2 separate regions of the Homo sapiens genome follow, and region 2 is linked to region 1. A link is an interaction called in ENCODE POLR2A ChIA-PET data of the cell type or tissue named here. Cell type or tissue: MCF 10A. All regions are shown on one strand. Links, peaks and the distances in the headings refer to the core of each region. The heading gives the core; the rest is flanking DNA.

Evidence for each region. Peaks named below come from ENCODE experiments on the same cell type or tissue, not always from the same donor. Only the 100,000 strongest peaks of a DNase experiment are listed, where the experiment ranks them.
Region 2: POLR2A ChIA-PET joins it to region 1 with 5 read pairs; 2 of 35 experiments call an interaction of 5 or more read pairs at or near these places.

Annotation. Positions count from the first base shown.
Region 1 is chr7:10,988,906-10,994,190 of GRCh38, reverse strand. PHF14 (PHD finger protein 14) reads right to left here. Exons shown (of 18, transcript NM_001007157.2): 4 at 3,344-3,488. Among named protein-coding and RNA genes, the nearest start is that of PHF14, 18 kb to the right of the region's middle. In MCF 10A, for the core only: no CTCF peak of the experiment used is centred there; no DNase peak of the experiment used is centred there.
Region 2 is chr7:11,258,548-11,263,832 of GRCh38, reverse strand. It overlaps the pseudogene NPM1P11. Among named protein-coding and RNA genes, the nearest start is that of PHF14, 290 kb to the right of the region's middle. In MCF 10A, for the core only: no CTCF peak of the experiment used is centred there; a DNase peak (open chromatin) is centred at 2,232.

The DNA.
Region 1 (5,285 bases), core at 818-4,817:
CTGGGATTACAGGCGTGGGCCATTGTGCTTGGCTGAGATCTTTACATTCACTACTCCCTCCACTTGCAGTGCTCGTTCCCAATATATTTAAGTGACTTGCTCCTTTACTTCCTTCAGGTCACTGCTCAAATATCCTCTTATCAGAGTGGATTTCCCTTAACAACTTTTTTTTTTTTTTTTTTGAGACAGAGTCACCCTCTGTCACCCAGGCCAAAGTGCACTGGCGCAATCTTGGCTCACTGCAGCCTCCACCTCCTAGGTTCCAGCAAATCTCCTGCCTTAGCCTCCAGAGTAGCTGGGATTACAGGCACGTGCCACCATGCCGGATTAATTTTTGTACTTTTAGCAGAGACGTCGTTTCACCATTTTGGCCAGGCTGATATCAAACTCCTGACCTCAGGTGATCCGCTTGCCTTGGCCTCCCAAAGTGCTGGGATTTACAGGCATGAGCCACCGTACCCAGCCCCTTATCAATTTTTACAAATACAAACTTCTGCAACTCACCCAACCACCCTCACACACAGCATTCCTATACTCCTTGTCCTACTTCATTTTTCTTCAGAATCTGGGCCACCAACTAAGAGATATTTATTGGTTTGTTTACTGCCTGTCTGTCCAGACATTAAGTTCCACCAGGTCAACAATGTGTACATTCTATTTCATATGCCTAAAATTTACAGAATACCAAGCACATAGAAGGTACTCAACAAACATTACTAAAAATATAAATGAATAACAGTAACTGGAGATATTCCCACAGTGAGTGTTAGCAGCAAAAAAAGGGCAGCTCCACATGAAGATCAGAGCATTAGCTAGAGAATCACAGATCATGCAAAGTCCCACAAGTCCAGCAGACTCCCAGAATTACTTGGGACAAGGGCTGTAATACCAGAAAAGCAGGTAAGAGAAAGGCCATAGAAATACTGTTTTGTGGTAGTCACAGCCCTGATTAAAAAATAATAATAATAATAATAATTAATTGGTAAGAAAAAATAACTTTACCACAGATAAACCAGAAAGACACCCTCTCAACCAAGTGATCAAAATATCACCAGTATTCTAAATTGGTAGGCTTATGCAATAAAAATGAGAAAAAAAGTAATAGTAATATCACCAGTAACTGCACAAATAAATATCATATGCTTCCTAATACGATGCACTAAGAACACTATATAACTTCCGTGGTATTCCGGCCAAAAGCATATAACCCAAATCTAATCATATTAGGAACATTCTGTAAAAACAAACCAAAATAAAAAAAACTGGACTATATATTTAAAAATGTCTATGAGACAGAAACTCAAGGACTGTTCTACATTAAAGGTGACTAAACAGACATGACGATTAAATGCAATACATGATCCTGGCTTTGATTTTGTTAGAAATGACATTGTTGGGACAATTGGCAACATCTGAATACAATCTATATAAATTAGATAAAACAGCATTTCATCAATGCTAACTTCCTGACTTTGATAATTATGTGGTTATGTAAGAGAATGCCTTTTTTTGTTTGTTTGTTTAAATTTTGAGACAGTCTTCCTCTGTCGCCCAGGCTGGAGTACAGTGGCACCATCTCGGCTCACTGCAACCTCCACCTCCTGGGTTCCAGTGATTCTCCTGCCTCAGCCTCTCGAGTAACTGGGATTACAGGTATAAGCCACCACGCCCGGCTAATTTTTGTATTTTTAGTAGAGATGGGGTTTCGCCATGTTGGCCAGGCTGGTCTCAAACTCCTGACCTCAGGTGATCCGCCCGCCTCGGCCTCCCAAAGTGCTGGGATTACAGGCGTGAGCCACTGCACCCGGCCCTTTGCTCTTAACAAATACATACTGTCAGCCAGGCACGGTGGCTCATGCCTGTAATCCCAGCACTTTGGGAAGCTGAGTCGGGTGGATCACTTGAGGCCAGGAAATCGAGACCAGCCTGGCCAACATGGTGAAACCCCATCTCTACTAAAAATACAAAAATTAGCCAGGCATGGTGGCAGGCACCTGTAATCCCAGCTACTCGGGAGGCTGAGGCAGGAGAATCGCTTGAACCTGGGAGGCAGAGGTTGCAGTGACCTGAGATTGTGTCGCTGCACTCCAGCCTGGACAAGAGCAAGACTCTGTCTCAAAAATAAAAATACAACTATGAAAGAAGAAGCTACAAAAAATTGATAGAATATAAATTTTTTAAGAATGTTTTCTATCAGACTAAAATAGTCAACTTTTTCCTACTTCTGAATTTTATTTAAAAACTAGAAATAATTTTTAAAAATTTAAAATTAAAAAAAAAAAACTGGAAATAAGGCCTGGCACACTGGTTCATGCCTGTAATCTCAGCACTTTGAGAGGCCGAGGCAGGCAGATTGCTTGAGGCCAGGAGTTCAAGATCAGCCTGGGCAACATAGCAAAACCCTGTCTCTACCAAAAAAAAAAAAAAAAAATTAAAAAATTAAAAAATTAAAAAAAAACAAACAAGAAACAGTACCATAAAATACAATACCAGAACACCGACCTTTAAAGAAACACTGATTTTCATATAGCATTTCTATTTTCATTATTTAAAATTTTTTTTTTAATTAAGATGACTGGGGGACCAGGTGCGGTGGCTTACGCCTGTAATCCCAGCACTTTGGGAGGCTGAGGCAGGCGGATCACTTAAAGTCAGGAGTTTGAGACCAGCCTGGCCAATATGGTGAAACCCCATCTCTACTAAGAACACAAAAATTGGCCGGGCGCGGTAGTTCACGCCTGTAATCCAACACCTTGGGTGGCCAAGGCGGGTGGATCACGAGGTCAGGAGTTCAAGACCAGCCTGACCAATATGGTGAAACTCCATCTCTACTAAAAATACAAAAATTAGCCAGGCATGGTGGCTCGTGCCTGTAATCCCAGCTACTTAAGAGGCTGAGGCAGAATAGTTTGAACCCAGGAGGCGGAGGATGAAGTGAGCTAAGATAGCACCACTGCACTCCAGCCTGGGCAACAGTGCGAGACATCATCTCAAAAATAATAAATAAATAAAAATAAAATAAAAAAGAACACAAAAATTAGGTGTGGTGGTGGGCGCCTGTAGTCCCAGCTACCCAGGAGGCTGAGGCAGCAGAATCGCTTGAACCTGGGAGGTGGAGGTTGCAGTGAACCGAGATTGTGCCACTGCACTCCAGCCTGGGCGACACAGTGAGACTCCATCTCAAAATAAAAGAAAAGATAACCTGAAAAATAGCATCCATACTTTGATGATTTAGCATTATTTCAACCGAAACACCATGAAATATTGTAGAACCACCTTAGTACAAATGTAAAAGAGCCACAGTCAGCCATTTCTAAAAAGAGAGAAAAGAAAGCAACATTACCTTCATGGACTGTAATGCCACAATTGTCACACTGAATTATTTCATCAGCGTCCTCACTATTATCTCCCAGACAAACACAGCAAATCAGAATATGGTCCATTTTTTGAGAGCTCCAGTTTTGACTCTTCTCAAGAATCAGCGAGTCCTAATATTAAAATATTAACATATATCAGAAAATCACATTTAAAGTAAAAAAAAAACTTAATCACTAAAATTCTTTATTACTTAAACATTATTATATGCATTTCCAAATGTATGCCCCATTTTCCATTCTTTTATTAACTTCAAAGTACATTATATTTGAGAAATATATACTTGACCTCTTTATCAAAGAACCCTGTAAGCACCCTCTTATTTAATTTTTCACTTCTCTGCAAGCTTCGTATTCTCTCTCCTCTAGGATATGAAAAAGCACGCATGCAACTAACTACTGTTGATCTGCTTTGCTATTCTGCTTTGCCCCTTAAACTAGGAAAAACGAAAAATGAATCCACAAGTAATCAAAGTAATCATTGATCCTATACATGTGTTTTAAAAGCACAAGACATGATTCTTACACTTTAGGAGCTTATAATCCTACCTAGAGAAGACAAGACGCACATATACAAAATAGGAAAAAATCAATTCAAAATAACATATAAGCAAGTATGTATGTGATGGCACACTTAAGGACTCTATACTCCTTAAGTACCGGGAAATTCAGAAATTCCAGCATTATCAAACTACTGTAAGACAGATCCATGAGAGCCTGCGTAGGTATATGAATACACAGAGATACAGAAAATAATCTAAAAAAGGATCCAGATTGACTAGCTGCTAGAAGGGTCAGAGAACTCTATTAAGTAGGTCTCTATCAAGAAATATCCAGTGTAAACTGGTAATAAATACATCTAGCTAGTGATACTATAAAAAGAGAGGATGGGCACAGTGGCTCACACCGGTAATCCCAAATACAGTGGGAGGTTGAAGCAGGAGGATCACTTGAGGCCAGGAGTTTGAGACCAGCCTGGGCAACACAGTGAGATCCTGTCTCTACAAAATATTTTAAAATTAGCTGGGCGTGGTGATGCATGCCCTTAGTCCCAGGTACTCAGGTGGCTAAGGCGGGAAGATCACTTGAGCCCAGGAATTCAATGCTGCAGCAAGCTATTATCTCGCCACTGCACTTCAGCCTGGGGGACAGCACAAGACCCTGTCTCAAAAAGAAAAAGTATAGGAAGACGTATTAATAAACTAATATTTAAAAGATAAAATTTCAGAAGAGGGTCTGCTTGTTTGCATTTAAACCTTCTGCATTATAGATTTAAACTTTAAGTAAGTTAAGAAAATGATTCTTGCATATTTAATAGATTGTGCTTAACATTACATATAATAAAAGATGGCACTTGGGTCCATACATTTTTATTTATGAACCTAACAATATTCAGAAATAAATTTAATAAATTAGTTTCATACAATACACAATATATATTTTTCATAAATATGTTTTATTATTTTTTATATTTTTATATTCTTTTAAACTCAACCAATATCCAAAAGTAACATTTGGAGCCATCATTTCAACAGCAATTTGTAACTGACACTTGAATACACTTGAAGGTCACAATTAATAATTCTTCCAATATACTTTGTGTATAACATCTAAAATTGCGGCAGATTTGTAAAACAATCAGAAAAGAATGCAAACATCAACAAGAATATAGTATCATTTCTCTTTAGAATTCTAGTATTTCTAAGTTCTGTATTTTGCTTCTCTGTGTTATAAAACCAAATAAAATAGGTCTGGGGCTGACAAATGGCTGGCAAATAAAACTGAAAACATCCTAAAGAAAACTCATCTGGTTTTACAGTACCAGAGTAAGCAAACAAAAATCTGCCCAGATTTTCATACTACTAGCCATGCTTCAAAGTTGACTTGAAATCAAACATTCCTAAGTTTCTT
Region 2 (5,285 bases), core at 371-4,370, 270 kb before region 1:
GCTTTCAAAACAGATTTTCTCCCCAAATCTTGTTCTTCATAGCCTCTGAACTTTTGCCAAATTCAGATTAATCTGTTCCATATACACATTTATCCAAACAGTATTAGCCTTGTTATTCCTTCTGTGGTGACTATAGAAGCAATAGTGAGAGAGACCTGTAGAATCAAGGTCTTTGTTGAAATGTTCTTTTAACAAAAATCTTCACAACCTGACTGCCATAACCCATATATCCCAGGAAGTTGAGAGAACTAGGGTCTGAGAAAGGTAGAAGTGGTGTCACAGCACATCTTTTGTCATAATAAAATTGAGTGTATTCAATTCTTCTAAGTAGCTTCATTTGAGTACTTTAAAAAATAAACTAGATGCTATCTAAAGGGCTCTAAAATATGCTCAAAGGAGAGACATAAGAAACATATATCCTAAAGAAGTGCGCAGACAGTGAGGTTGAGAATAAGAGACACTCTGACTTGAAGTGCAGGAAAGATTACCATGAACTGAAATGATCTGAGGAGGTTAAGAGGCCTTTGACAGGGATAGGCATTGAGAAGTGAACCTCAGAAGTGAAAATTAGAGGCAAGGAAGAGAATAGCATTTTGCAAGACAGCTAAAGTTGGTTGGAGTACAATGTAAAATAAATGAAAGGAAAATCAGATCAAACATCTGTGCCTTAGTTTATGTTGTGAAATATCTCGAATGCCAAGCTGAAGACCCTGGATATTATCCTATCTGCTATGAGGTAATATTCAATAATTTTATGCAAAATGATGAGAATATACTGGTTTGATAAGATTCTGAGCTAATGAAATCAAAGGGAGGAAAAGAGGATATAAAATACACAATAAAGCAAGCACTAGCAAAATGGTGGCTCTAGTTGAGGATTAAGGATGAGGGTTGAATCTGAATTGGAATGAAGGTACCAGGCCTGGAAATTTAGAAGGACTTCAGTATGAACAAAAATACAATTAATATGGATATTGCAAGAGAAAACCAATTTGAAAGAATCAAATGCTAAATTCCATTGCTAAGTTGATAATAGTATTAACAAGACATCAAGACTGTGTAAAGGGTTGTGGAGTTTGAGTTTTCTGATTTGCTAACTTTACCACATGTATTAAGGCATTAGAGCAGTATGAACAGTCAAAATCATTGGAAAGTTGCTTATTATTTATTGGAACTATTTATTACCTTGAATCACTGCCTGATTTTAGCTTAAATAACTTACTACGAAGTGATTATTCAGAGGTGATCACAAATATTCCAAGTAATTGGGCAAATGAAAATATGCCAAAGCAAAGAGACTACTACTAAAGGCATTTATCCTTAGCAGATATGCATTTTTATTTTTATAATAAAACACCTGAACTAGTTGTTTTATTTTGTTCTCATTGATTGGAATGCATCCTTTGATTAGACATAATTTTTTTGATAGGTATGATTCACCTTGATCTTGACTTTTTAAAAATGTAATCAGCAGTTCTCCAAAACTCCATTCTTATTCCGTGTTATTTATATATGGTGTACCCAAACATAGAAACTGAGTGAACCAACAGCACATTGACTGGTGCGGAATTTGTTGATTCCTTTAAAATAATTTATACATTTAACCAAAATTATTGTTATGAGAAAAACCTGGGCCAGGTGCAGTGGCTCACACCTGTAATCCCAGCACTTTCAGAGATTGAGGCGGGTGGATCACCTGAGATCAGGAGTTTGAGACCAGCCTGGCCAGCATGGCGAAACCCCGTCTCTAATACAAACACAAAAATTTGTCCGGCTTGGTGGCAGGCACCTGTAATCCCAGCTACTCAGGAGGCTGAGGCAGGAGAATCGCTTAAACCGGGGAGGCAGAGGTAGCAGTGAGCCAAGATCACACCACTGTACTCTAGCCTGGGCAACAAGAACGACACTACATCTCAAAAAAAAAAAAGAAAAAGAAAAAGAAAAAAGAAAAAGAAAAACCTGGGACTATAAAATCCCCCTACCCCCACAAGCTGGGAAAGAGCCAAGCAACCAAAGAATGACTCAGACAATTCCAGCTTGACCAGATGAGTTTATCAGGACTTACATATAGGGCTGCTGATGGCAGCAGGACAGCTCTAGAGATCCACCTTTTCTCTAAGCTACCTTTAAGCTAATTTTGTGGCTCTTTGCCTACTGTGTATGTGTAATGAGGCTGTTTTCCCTGGCATGTTCCCAGCTATGCCCCAGGATGTTTGGGTTCTCAGGGACATCCACTCTTTGACTGGGCACCATGGCCTTGGCTCACTGCCCAGTCTTCATTAAGTAACCTGGTGGGAGACCTGTCACACTACAATTGTTGAGTTCTCTCCATATTATTTTAAACACATAATCCTCCAATAAGAAATACATAAGGACTTGATTTTTAAGAATGCATTTGGGAGGATTGGCTTTTATTTGACCACATACTCAAAAGTAATCACTTATAACAGATTGAAGTATATTTTTCTTTTCTTTTTTCTGTTTTGCTGTTTGCTATCTAAAATTGTCTACTAAGTTCATTGTTTTTTTTATTTTTATTTTTTTTAGAGATGAAATATCACTATATTCCCCAGGCTGGTCTCGAAATCCTGGCCTCAAGTGATCTTCCCACCTCAACCTCCCAAGTAGCTGGCATGAGCCACCCTGCCCACCAAAGTCATTCCTCTAAATTAAACAAGTTTGAACATAGAGATTTGGGAATTTTAAGAGCATCATAGCTGGATTAATGCTTGATAACTCCTTATAGTACATTATAATAGACAAGAAAATTACTTACTTTTTTTCTAACACATCTCTAGACCACAAGTATAATAGAGACGCTACAAACTTTATTCTAGCTTGATTCACTTGGAAAAATACAAGTGCATAAAAGAGTTCTAAGACAAATGGACTACTATTACTACAGCTAGCAGCTATTAGTATTATTTATAATTACTACCCCCTTCTAAAAGGATTTCCTTGCCAAAGAAATTATAAAAGCTACCGATTTTAACTTGTAAGGAGATGGATTTGTGGATATTATGTCTCCTTTTGTCACATCTTTTTACTTTATCCAGCAAAGTAGAGAGAAAAACTAAACTGGGCAGAACAAATAGAACCTATTTGACTTGTATGACAGAAAATTCCCCCAGGTGGAAGCTCCAAAGAGCTATAATAAATTTTGATTTGGAGAAATATAATATTTCATGACAGAAAATATTTCATTTCCCTAAACTGCTGTATTGCACATGCCTATAAGAGAAGAACAAGAAACATGAAATTTTATTGACTGATAAAAACAGGACTGATAGTTAAGATTTGGGGGGTGGAAAGGGAGCAAGCTAATTTGGGAAATGAAGATAAGGCTATAAGTTGTGGGATGATATTAGTACCTACAGTATAGGGGTTTTGAAGGATTAAAAGAGACAACGTATATGAGGTGCTTGTCAGCATCCATGTCACACTGTAGGTATTCCAACACCCTTCCTAACATGCTACCTACTATCACCGCTACCAGTGTTACTTCCATCACTACTAATATATCTCAAGCAATATATTAATCAGAAGTATCTAAGTTGCAATTAAATGACTTTCATTATATTAGAGGTTACCATTCAATCAGAAATCATGCTTTTTTTCCCACCCATATTCATACTTGAATTTAATTTAATATATATCAGGATTACTGGTTTAATCATCATAAACTTATTTGATAATTTTTAATAAACAAAGTCCAGCTTTAATTAGCCAATTTCTCACTCTAAACATTCAATTTTCATTTTTTGAAACAATCAATATTTAATCCCAAAAAGAGTCCCCAGATTGTTTAATGCAGATATGCTGGAGGCGAGGAGGCGATCATCAGGTCACACCCCAATGTAAGTGGGGTTTCAGAAATACTTGTCAGCCAGCCAAGGAGGGGCCAGACTGGAGAGGAATGGAATGTTGGTGGAATGCATAAGTTATAAGGTTACTGAAGTTAACCAGGAATAAAATAAGGATATGTCCAGTTTTGCAAATAAGAAATGAAATAAAAAAATATAATAATACCTAATTTAGGTAGAAATGAAATTTTATCAGCCCTAATTACCCAAAACAAAGCTGGGAACCTGTGCTAGGAAAAAATGGCCACAATGCACAGACACAGAAAGTGGCCCTCAGCCCTTACTTAGAGTCTATCGATTTCCATTTTGCATACAAATCATGCAATCCATCCCAGATTGTAAGACAAATGGTTCAAGAAGAAGGAGAATTTTTAAAAAACACATGAAAGCAGTAAACTATTCTAAAAGCAACAGTCTAATGCCTTTGTTGTGGGGAAAATATATCTTGAAGCATAGAGATACCTCCAGGGAACGTCTTAAGCTGGCATCATCATAAAGATGAGTTGGTTATTTTACAACTCAACAAGAGGGAGAAAATGATTTCTGCTAAATTTCTGAGTGCTAGGGAGAGTCAACAGCAAGAAGGGGCTAATTTACAAGATGGTGGCAGGATAGATACAGAAAGAAGGCGGCTAAGTATTCCAAAGGACAGCCAGAAATAGGAAGGGCCACAAAAGTGTGTAGCCTTGGGAGGGGGCAGAGAGAGAAGCAGAGGACCTGAGAGTTGAGGCAATGCCATGGAACCCCATGAGAATACAGTAATACCTTCTTCATTGGATTGTTGTAAGGATTAAATGATGTATCTGAAGTTGTATTCATTGTTGATTGCTGTGTAACAAATTGCCCCACAAGTTAGTGGTTGAAAAAAGCAAACGTTTATCATCTCAGAGTTACTAAATCCAGCCAACACTCCAAGGGGTAGAACTACACAAAGCATGAATTACACAAGGTGGAGGTCGTGGGGGCCGTCTTAAAGGATGCTGACTACAATTGTATGTAGCAAAGTGCCAGCACATAAGGGCTCAATATATGCTAGCCCCTATAACTATTATCATTCAGAAAATTCACAAAACAACTATTTACTGTCACTGAATAAATGAGGTATTACTGTGCTCAAGTTTCAAATCATGTTCTAAAGAATAAATAAAATGAGAAATACCCAATGATGAAACTCAAGCCACCAAATATTAATCCAGCAAATTATATCTAAACATATAATATTAGAAATAATTTGTATTGGGAAAGGAGGGACAGTCAGAAACAAAGGGCAATGGAGGCCACTAGCATCACCTCCTCACTATGAAGGTTTGCAAAAGTGGCCCCCTCGTGCTGGTGTGTTTCCATCCTGCATGACTGTTCTCTGGAGCAGTAGTCATTACCTCTGTCCACCTTTTCTCCCACCTAAGTCCTTGCCACCACCCC